Regions from separate parts of the Homo sapiens genome. Here region 2 is linked to region 1. Evidence: read pairs that join two places in POLR2A ChIA-PET (ENCODE). Cell type or tissue: OCI-LY7. All regions are shown on one strand. Each heading gives the region's core, and the rest is flanking DNA. Links, peaks and the distances in the headings are about the cores only. Region 1 overlaps CNOT6L (CCR4-NOT transcription complex subunit 6 like). Region 2 overlaps MRPL1 (mitochondrial ribosomal protein L1).

The links. ChIA-PET counts read pairs that join two places held together with the same protein. Peaks named below come from ENCODE experiments on the same cell type or tissue, not always from the same donor. Only the 100,000 strongest peaks of a DNase experiment are listed, where the experiment ranks them.
Region 2: POLR2A ChIA-PET joins it to region 1 with 10 read pairs; 4 of 35 experiments call an interaction of 5 or more read pairs at or near these places.

Annotation. Positions count from the first base shown.
Region 1 is chr4:77,726,441-77,731,828 of GRCh38, forward strand. CNOT6L (CCR4-NOT transcription complex subunit 6 like) reads right to left here. Exons shown (of 12, transcript NM_144571.3): 9 at 4,947-5,098; 10 at 2,414-2,641. Among named protein-coding and RNA genes, the nearest start is that of CNOT6L, 90 kb to the right of the region's middle. In OCI-LY7, for the core only: a CTCF peak has its summit at 2,190; no DNase peak of the experiment used is centred there; H3K27ac peaks cover 209 bases.
Region 2 is chr4:77,890,810-77,896,197 of GRCh38, forward strand. It overlaps MRPL1 (mitochondrial ribosomal protein L1), which reads left to right. Exons shown (of 9, transcript NM_020236.4): 6 at 3,330-3,441. Among named protein-coding and RNA genes, the nearest start is that of MRPL1, 31 kb to the left of the region's middle. In OCI-LY7, for the core only: no CTCF peak of the experiment used is centred there; a DNase peak (open chromatin) is centred at 2,902; H3K4me3 peaks cover 1,491 bases; H3K27ac peaks cover 4,363 bases.

The DNA.
Region 1 (5,388 bases), core at 94-5,093:
TTACCAGGTTAATCCACCAGGCTCAGAGTGGTCTTCTTAGGTTGAGCCATATAAAACTGCCTTTTGTTGTTGTTTAAAAATAAAAAATCAAATACCAGCCATTTCATATGAGTCAAGCAAATGAATCAAAGGATGTTTGCCTATTTCAGAACAAAATATATCAGGAACACTCAAAGATATCCTTAGTTTTCTTAGTGGTTTTTCAGGCTAAAGATGATTTCCAGGACCTAGGATGGCATTCACCAGGAAGGTATTAACCCTAAATGTTTTTGGAAAATTATTCCAAACCACTATCTCTTTAGTATTTCCCCATTCTAAGCAATCAACAACTTTGCGAATATATAAGTAGAGCATATTAATAAAAATAGTTTACAACAAAAACAGATTTTGCATCTTCAACATTTCAATGTCTAATGTCAGCTAGACAATATCATTCTTTATTTTGAGCTAGAGTGAGTTTTCTCAGTCTGACACTATAAAGCATATTATATGCCAGAAGTATACCACTTGGCTAAAAATACAAGGCTGAAGAGAAGAATAGCATTCAGAAAAGTGCACTGCTTCCACTGAATTAGCAAACATGAAAACAGTATCAAAACCCTTATGATGATTAGTGCACTGTTAGAGTCATCTTTCTATTTGTAATAAGGATTGATAGTAAGATATAATGAATGTGTGATAAGCACAATATCAGTATTGTAAATAGCTCAGAAGGCACTATCATTTGTCTAGTATTTGCTACATGCCAGGCACTGTTCTAAGTGCTTTATTCATGTAAATCTCACAATTCTATGAAGTAGATAACATGATTCCCCCCTTGTTAAAAATGAAGAACTAGGCTGGGTGCGGTGGCTCACACCTGTAAAACTCCCAACACTTTGAGAGGCCGAGGTGGGCGGATCCAGCACCTGAGGTCAGGAGTTCGAGACCAGCCTGGCCAACATGGTGAAAGCCTGTCTCTACTAAAAATACAAAAATTAGCTGGGCGTGGTGGCATGCACCTGTAATTCCAGCTACTGGGAGGCTAAGGCAGGAGAATTGCTTGAACCCGGGAGGCAGAGGTTGCAGTCAAGACTGCACCACTGCACTCCAACCTTGGCAACAAGAGCACAACTCTGTCTCAAAAAAAAAAAAAAAAAAAAAAAAAAAAAAAAAGGAAAAATGAGGAACTTAGTCACAGATTGCATAGTTCATAAGTAGCAAAATCAGGATCCAACCATGACAGTCTGGTACCAAAGTCATTTCACTATGTTGTGTTGCCAAATGACAACTAACTGGTTTTAACAAATCAAATACAATGGGAGAAAAACTTGCACTTGAGAGTAATTCAACTTAAGAAAGGATTAAGAAAGGAGCATGTGGTTAAAGTGCCAATTAGGCTAGGGGTTAAAGACAAACACTTATAAACAATGATTTCAGCATTATTTGCTAAGAAGAAAAAGATGTTTTCAAGTTCAGTGACTTTTTTTTAATATTCCAAGTGTAGGCATTTAGGTTATCTTATAGTAACCTTATTGTTACTTACTTTAAATAACTTAAAATAGCCTAGCAGTGATAATATACAAAATTTAGCATATGCTTTGGTATTGGCAAAAGAGTAATAGTCTAATGTTTTCCATTTGATACCTAAAATGCAGAAATTATTTTTATAAAAAGTAAAATGATAAAAGTTCAGACATAAAGTAGTTTAGTGGAGCTCAAGAAGTAATATGAAGCCCTAGGATAATTTTGATCATTCTTCTGTAACTACTAACATTATCCAAATATCATTTAATGAATTCACTTAAAAGTTGCTAACATTATTAAACTAGAGAGCTACACGTAATGAATATTTTCTGGCTGCCCCTTCAGATCACCCTTCTGCAGTACACTCTGTGCCTCAGGCAGCTGATCTTTATTGCATCAACTGCAAATCCCTCCCCGCTCTAGCTTTTGGTTGGATTTGATCAATGGGCAGCCTAGCAGGAGATGAAAGGACAGAAGCAGAGTGAGGTAAGAATATATATTTCCCTGGCTCCCTTCTTTTTGGTTTGCCAGGGATTGACCGCTTCATGCAATTCAAAGCCATCACTCCTATTATGTGGCCCTTTCCTACAACTGTATTTTTTCCAAGTTCTAATGACAGACAGCTCCCACCACTTTCCCTTTTAGGTAGAGGAGTGGTAAAGAGATCTATTACTAAATCCCCTAGTGGCAGAGTACTGCATCATTTATTGCTTTGTTTCCCTTAAACCAGGCAACACCTTTGGTAATAGCTTCTTTATTAAACTCTCTTCTATTACCTTGTGTCCCATCCATGGAATTCTTATGATACATTCCTTAATTTATCTACTCAAAATTTAGGAGCTAGCTGGCCTTTGAACCAAGAGTAAAAGTGAAATTGAAAGCAGTGAGGAAATGATATTATAAATACCTGAATCTGGCAATGAGTTAAGATCTGCACATAGCACCAGCGGGATGGAATTAGGATCTGCAGTTGGGCTTCCAGGCCTACTAGAGGCTTTCTCCAGAATGTTTTTAACCTCTGAGACAAACATCATGGTCTGGATGAGCTTCACATCAGAATACTCTGGGTCCCAATGCATGTGGGCATTTGCCACTATAAGCAGCTGTTTGTCTGCAGCATGAATAGGCTTCATACCTAAATTTAAACATTACAAAAAGAAGACAAAGTTATGCTTTATGTTTGAAGAAATGTGGCATCCTCAGGTTTTCTCAATATGATCCACAGCTACTTCTTTACTCTTTTCCATGAATTTATAACTTCCCTTTTATCTCATAAAGTAATTCTTAGAAGCTAAAGGGCTGAGATTCTGGTAATCCTACTATGGGAATTACTCTCCTAGATCAAGTTGGCAAACTGTAGCCCATGGGCTAAATCTGGCCCACAAATTTGGTATAGCCCTTTAAATATCTGTCATTTAAATAGCACAATAATGTAGTAAGGCAGGTTTTCAGTTGAGTTACCTAAACCTCAATTTAAATTCTTACTACTGTCTAGTACTCATTCACCTTGCATTTCCCAAGCACAACACAGCACAACTGTGATAGGTCAGCAGTAAAGGCAGTAAATTATATTAACCTATATAAGATAAAATAAGAAAGTCATCTGCTACCTGAACAAATTCACACCATATACCGAAATAACATTATTTTTAAAATCAGAATTAGAGAGTAGTGTGCTATAAAAGTCTGGACACGTGGGTTTTAGACTTGGCTTTCTTACTAATTATTTTATGTAGTTTTGGGTCAGTAATTTAACCAGATTCTTTTGGGAAGTGAAATATTCAACTAGAATATCTCTAAGGTTTTTTTTTTATTCCTATAATTCTATGTTTTTTAATTCTGTTAAAATAAACATTAACATAGTACTTTCCAAATGGTAGATGGAATACATTAAGATTTTTGAAAATTAAACATAGTTAACATTTACTGACAGATGTCCATAAAATATTCAAGATATAAAACTATTAATACATATACTCACATTCTGTATGTTAGTAACTCTATAGAGAAATCAACAAGAGCTATAATCTAGAGTATGAATGACATGAGGGATCTCTCACTTTTTACTTTACATACCTTTAAACCATTGGACTATCCGTAAACATACAAATTTAATTTTTCTTTTATAATTTCTATAGAAGCGTCTCAAATTTTTCTATTGGAATATAAGCTTTGGGGGAAAAGACCTAATTTTCTAAGTCTACTAGTTTGTTAAAGTTTCTTTCCAGTCTCACCAAGCTATAATTATCTTCAATGTTGAGAAAATAAGAAACTGAAGTATCTGTTATATCTGACATAGTCACCTTAAAAGCAATTTGATCATAAATGTCTGTAGCCAAATCTTCTAAGCGATCTTCTTTTCCCAGTTTTACAGTGTCACTTTTAGCTATAGATTAAGTATTCACAATATTAAAAATTTTCCCCTTCAAAGAGCCATAAGCACTATATTACTAAATTCCCCTTCTATGAGTACAAGAGATATGTATTTCAGAACGTAAAAGTCTCTACTATTTAGAATTACTCTTCCGCAAATTAAAAGAGGAGTAAAACTCCAAAAGATATTCTCCACAATATCAGAAAAAAAAGTACCAAACTTTGGGAAGAATAAGATTGTAAAGGACATAAAGGTAAATAAAAACGGAGGGGCTAAGAAAAGTAAAAAGTCCAAAATTTCATATCAAAGATTACCTTTGATAAGGAATAAATTGAAGTATGGTGAGAAAAGAAGGTTTGACACATATGCATGGTCTGAATAATTCAAATCAATACTCTAGTCCAAAATAATCTTTTCCTCTACAAAAAGTACAGGGGAAAAAAAGCCCTGATGTAGTCTCACTCCTTTCTTGCTTAAAATGTACTAGTAAACAGTGAGATGCTCAAAGGCAGGCAGTAAGAAGGATAAAAAAGGTCTGTGTATGAAGTACATAATGAGTTTCTGACTCTGAAGGAAGCTATAAATAATCTAAAATGCTAAAGTAAGTACCATGTAGATAAAAGATCCTGCTCTTACCCTGACAATGACTGAGATATAACAAAGAAACTAGAGGAAATGTGCCAAGTCCTTAACCTTAAAGACAAAAGAATCACACTCAAGCTAAAAATATAATTCAAAAAGAGGGCCAAGTCATCATAATTTCTAAATTCAGCCTAACCAAAATATTCCCTATTTAAAAGAACTGTTTGGGATTAATGGCATATTAAAAAAGACTTTACATAGATTATCTGGTAAGTAAAAAAGACTGTGATAGAGAGCACAAAATATCCCAACAAATATATGATGCTTTACACAATGGTGCTATTTTCCTGCCCATCTCCCTTAACTTTCCTCAAAAGAAAATAACTTTGCAATAAATAACGGCAAAATTCTCTTCACTTGTTTTGAGATGGAAAAACTTGGGATGGTGTTTATTTTTAGTAAGAATATTTTACATTGCACTCACCTGCTCCAAATAGTTCTTTGTGGACCTCTAATACCACAGCGACACCAATGTTATCTTTTGTCATCACTCTGTTCAGCATAGCTTCGGATCCATCTGAATTAGCCATCGCCACTTGGTTAAATTCCACTGTATGCTTCTGCACCAATGTAAATCTAAAAGGTACATTATTATAATTTTAGGTACCTAGACTATCATGCTGAAAGATATTAAATGAAAGAAACATGACATGCATTGTCTCCCTTGTCATTTTCTAGCTGCAAGTGACCATGTGATACAGTTCTGGCCACTAAGACACAAGAAGTCTGATTATTGTAAAAAGTTTCTCAGAGGCCCCACCTAACAAAGACAGCATATATATCCCTTCATGCTTTTATACCTTGCCCCTTACAGCTAGTGCTCGGAGAAATAATAACCATCTTGTGACCATGAAATAAGAAGCAGG
Region 2 (5,388 bases), core at 310-5,309, 160 kb after region 1:
AAAAATCACAAGCATTTCTATATGTTATGGAATTTTTGCCGGGGAGGAGAAAGTAGACAGGAAATAGTGATTTGAAAATTTATCCTTTGTCCCATATTCAAATTTTCATTTGGGGAACTTTTAACTGGGCTCATCCTTTGAGGTAAACAGCAGTGCTCATAGTTTGTTTTTTTCCCACCCCTAAAAGTACTCTAAATTTGGTGAGGATTCTGGATTTTAAATAAAGAGGGTCTTCAGAATGATTTTTGGTTGCAGAACTAGTGGAAAGTAGGAAGAGTATGCTTTAATACAGGTTCTAGGCCAGAGTCAGTGGGACTCAGTTCTTTCTGTTGTATTATTAATTTTAATTAAAAAATTATTAAAACTTTTAATTATTAAAAAATAATCATCACAAATGTTTGGTAATTTGAGAATAGAGCTGGGTCTCTAGAATCAGAGAACTAATCTTGAGTTTGTATACAGCTTTCTATTTTCTTCTTGCAACCACTAAAGTTACCTTGTAGAACTGTCATAGCCACTCCTTTGGTTCAGTTTTTTTTGTTTTTTTTTTTTTTCATTTTTTTTGAGACAGTGTGTCGTTGCATCACCCAGGCTGGAGTGCAGTGACGTGATCTCGGCTCACTGCAACCTCTGCCTCCTGAGTTCAAGTGATTCTCCTGCCTCAGCCTCCCTAGTAGCTGGGATTACAGGCGCCTGCCACTGTGCCCAGCTAATTTTTGTATTTTTAGTAGAGATGGGGTTTTGCCACATTGGCCAGACTGGTCTCGAACTCCTGGCTTCAAGTGATCTGCCCGCCTTGGCCTCCCAAAATGTTGGGATTATAGGCGTGAGCCACTGCTCCCAGCCAAGACACCACACCTGGCCTTTGGTTCTTAAATGTTAAGCAAGAAGTTACCTCTCAAGAAAGAAATGGTAATAGAGCAGAAAGTGTTATGAAGCTGTAAGTTCACTAAATGAAACACATTTTTTAAAGTAACCCAAATAAGGAAGCCAAAGACATTTTAAAATTCTGTAGTATAGAAAATATTAACAGGTACAGAATTTCTCTTTAGGGCCCCAGTAGAGGATCTGTTATTAGAGGGAGCATGCCATCTGTGTAAGGCATCATAGGATAAGTTTGCAAGTTACCCCGTGGTGTCTTTTTAAAGCTAGTCCATGTTATTTTTAGAAGGTATTCAGGTTATGAGGTAAATTCAATACAGTTTAGTAAATAATATTATGGCTGCAATTTTTTATACATTCCTGTGTTTTTAAATTAGTTTATCATTTTGCTTAGCTCTATAAAATGCCAAGTAGGATAAATTTATGTAGTCATTTCTTTTTTTTTTTTTCTCTTTTTGAGATGGAGTTTCGCTCTTGTTGCCCAGTGGGGAGTGCAATGGCGCAATCTCGGCTCACTGCAACCTCCACCTCCCGGGTTCAAGCAATTCTCCTGAATCTGCCTCCCGAGTAGCTGGGATTACAGGCACCTGCCACCACGCCCAGCTAATTTTTTTTATTTTTAGTAGAGATGGGGTTTCACCGTGTTGGCCAGGCTGGTCTTGAACTCCTGACCTCAGGCGATCCAACCTTCCTCGGCCTCCCAAAGTGCTGAGATTACAGGTGTGAGCCACCGCACCACGTAGTAATTTCTTAGATAACACATTCATTTATTAAATTTATTTTACTTTATTTTGAAACATCACAGATATGCCTGGTTCTGAGTGATTTTAAAGTAACTTCATATTTTTACTTGTCTCTAAGAGCTTGATTTCCATCCACAGTTTTTTATTATTCCAAGATACAGTCCTACTTATAGCATAACTTCCAAACATAATTTTAATTTAAAGGAACATGTCATAGAATTAGGATTGGAAAATCTTGAAATAGAAATCTCACATACAGTTCTTTGACATTTAGAAATTGCCTCTGCTTTCCTATTTCCAGTGATGAGACCCCTGGTTCTGGACCCACACTGCCTGTTTTTCAATTCTAGCTCTGCCTCTTAGGTGTGTACAGACTGACTCATCCTCCCTGATCCCTCAGTTTTTTTTATCTGGAATGTGTGGTCAATACTGGTACCTGTCTCAAGGTTTGTTATGAAGACTGGATGTTCTAAATTATATTAAATATTTAGCAGAATGCTTGGCACATGAGAAGTGCCCATTTAATGTAAGTTGTTGTTAAGGAGAGGTATGTTATTTAAGGACTAAAAATTTGTGCAAAGAATAGTAACAGAAGGATAAAATTCCATAGTCATTGCTTAATTTTGTCAGAATTCAAGTTTTTAATTCACCGTGTACCCCTAAATCAAGGCTTTGAATGGCATATTGTAAGATTTCATACAAAGGGAATCATTGGTAAAATATTTCTTGCTTGGGCAGTGGCACGATCTTGGCTTACTGCAACCTCTGCCTTCCTGGCTTCAAGCAATCCTCCCACCTCAGCCTCCCGGTTACCTGGGACTACAGATGTGTGCCACCACGCCCGGCTAGTTTTTATATTTTTTGTAGAGACAGGATTTTGCCTTGTTGCCCAGGCTAATTTCAAACTCCTGAGCTCAATTGATTTGCCTGCCTTGGCCTCCCAAAGTGCTGGGATTACAGGTGTGGAGTTTAAGTGGAGTATATTGTATGTTTTAAGTAGAGTATATTAAGTAGAGTTTAAGTGGAGTATATTGTAGTAGTATAATAGTTATTTTAGGTGCTTGCCTGAATTAATAAAAATGTTTTCTAAAAATTGAATATTAATTCCTTTGTTCTGAGAATGGATATAGAGTATGGATAATAAACTATAAGTGAACTTGTCTTTGATCACCACGTCTTCTTTTATTCTTAGTTATCGGTGGTAAGGAAAATTTCAGTTTCAGTTCTTTGTGAAAGTAATTATAAATTCAATTCTCTGATGCTCTAAATTTAGGAAGCTAGTGGTTGCTAGTGAGTTTGGCAGTTAGTGGTTATTAATTTTACATGTGATCTGTTGCAAAAGTTTCAGCTTTTGTAGGTTCCTTCAGTTTTAATAAATATATGAATTTAACTTTGTGGGATTCTGTAAGCCATGCACACATTCATTGCTGTGTTGTGACTTGTAACACTTTTGCCTAACACAACCCAAAGGAAGAAACCATTAATTTTTTTTTTTAAGGATGTGGCTGTTTTTAAAGGAAAATGTTTTACTTCTGATGGTTTTTATAATTGACAGGTGTATTTGTATGATCTTTGTGTTTGAAGAAAAGAATTGTGCTTAATGTCTGTTTTCTGAATTATAAAGGAAATGACTACATTGTACTTTTTCAGAACGATAAAGCTTTTCATCTCATCTGAGGTCACCTTTTTTTTTTTAATTTTCAGATTTGGGATGATGAAATTGTTGCAGACTTTTACGTAGCTGTTCCAGAAATAATGCCTGAACTTAATCGATTAAGGAAGAAACTGAATAAAAAATATCCAAAGCTTTCTCGAAGTAAGAGAATTCCTATTATTTCAATATCCTGTCAACAACTTTCTTGTGAACTTTGCTTAGTTAGGAAACAAAGTTGTTCATGTATGCGTAGAATAAATAGTATGTCCTGGTATTTGAGTTTGAGTTACGAGAACCTACGGGTTTGATTTTTTTCCCCCGCTTTGGCATTAATACTGGTAATCTAATATGATTTGAAAACCTAGTTACTTTATAATACCAGTTTTTAAAATGTAGATCAAAGTCTAGCTCCCAATTAGTGGAATGTATTATTTACTCAGTATATTATCATCATACTGTTTTATTGGCTTTTATCCCTGTTTATCAATATAATATGTATGCCCATTTATTTAAAAGTGTTCAACATATGTATGAATGTTGACCATATGCATGGCTCTGAAGGTAATTTCTCTTAAGAAATTTTCCCCTTATGGATATTTTCTCCTTAAGAAATCTAATAAGAAAGTTAAGGTCACTAAATAAGGAACTGTGTTATAAAGTGTGAGGTATTATATAATAAATTAAAAAAGTGCTAGGGGTGTTCAGTGGAGGTGGAGTTTACACATAGGTGAGGAATCAGGGAAGGCATCATAAAAGAGGTAACATTTAAACATAAAGGAGGTAACATTAGTTGGATGAATTGATTGAGGAGAATATTTTAAGTAGAAGGAATGTATTAATCATAGACACCAAAGTAAGTCAGAAATCATAGGCCAGGTACAAGAAATATTAATTAGCTCTCTTTGACTGTGGGGAGTGGTACCCCTACATTGAAATAGAAGAGAATAATGGGAAATGATGTTGGAAAGGTAGATTGATGCCGTATTGAGAAGAACTTTGAATGATGGGCTAATGAGCATGAACATCTGCATTCTATATTCAGCAGGACTCAGAAGTTTTTGAGATGGGAGTGACATAATCTGTTCTTTAGAGCTTTAATCTGGCAAGAGGTTTTTAAGATAATTGAAACTAGAGACAGGGAAACCAGTTCAGGTACAATGGCAAGAGACTAATAAATGTAATGTTTAAGCTAAGGTCTTCATAACGAGACTGGAGTGAAATGTATAAATGTCAAGGATATTAGGACTTAGCAATTAATTGGGAATGGAGAGGTTGAGGGGGAGAAAAGGAAGAGTCAAATGATACTGAGGTTTTTTAAGTCTAGAGAACTCTCCTAATAAGTGTTATCATTAATGGAAACAGGGAGTACAATTGGGAGGAAAAACAAGTTCACTTGCTGACACAGTTTGTTTTAGATAGTGCTGGATGTCTGGTATATTATTATTTCAAATAAAATTTTGTAGTGTAAACAGAACAAATATTTTAAAATTGTGTTAGTAGATTTGTCTTCAAATTTTAACTCTAGTTGAGCTAAAAAAATTCTGCTAAAATTTTTATATATCCTAGCCACTAACAACTTGTCTGAATTCTAGATCATGACCTGTAAATTAAATTCAAATGGACTTTCCAGTTCTTTTGTTGTGTTAGAGTTTTGTTTATTTTTGATAGCATGCATTAAGTCATAAATATTTATTAGATTTTGAACTGGTGTCTGGCACTTTTTATTAGGGATTTCCCTTACAGCAGTGTTCATTATGGAGTCCAGTTTATATTCTTTCTTAAGTAAGACCTAAAACTGAACATATTTTAAAAATTAAACCAGAATTGCAGTTGAATTTGATGAAAATATTTCTCATAACTTTTTTGTTCTTAATTAAATTCAAGCTCAAATCAGAGCAAAACAAACAGTACTAAATACAGTAAAAACCAAAAATGAATACTAATATGTTTGTATTCTAGATATCTAGCTCCTTGCTTTGCATGGTGATCTGATTTTTAAAAGACATTAATTTTGTCACCTTTGCTACTTTATCCATTCTCTCTGTAACCCTTTTAGCTTCCTTTTTTTTTTTTTTTAGCCTTGAGGGTTTTTTTTTTCTCATTGGCATC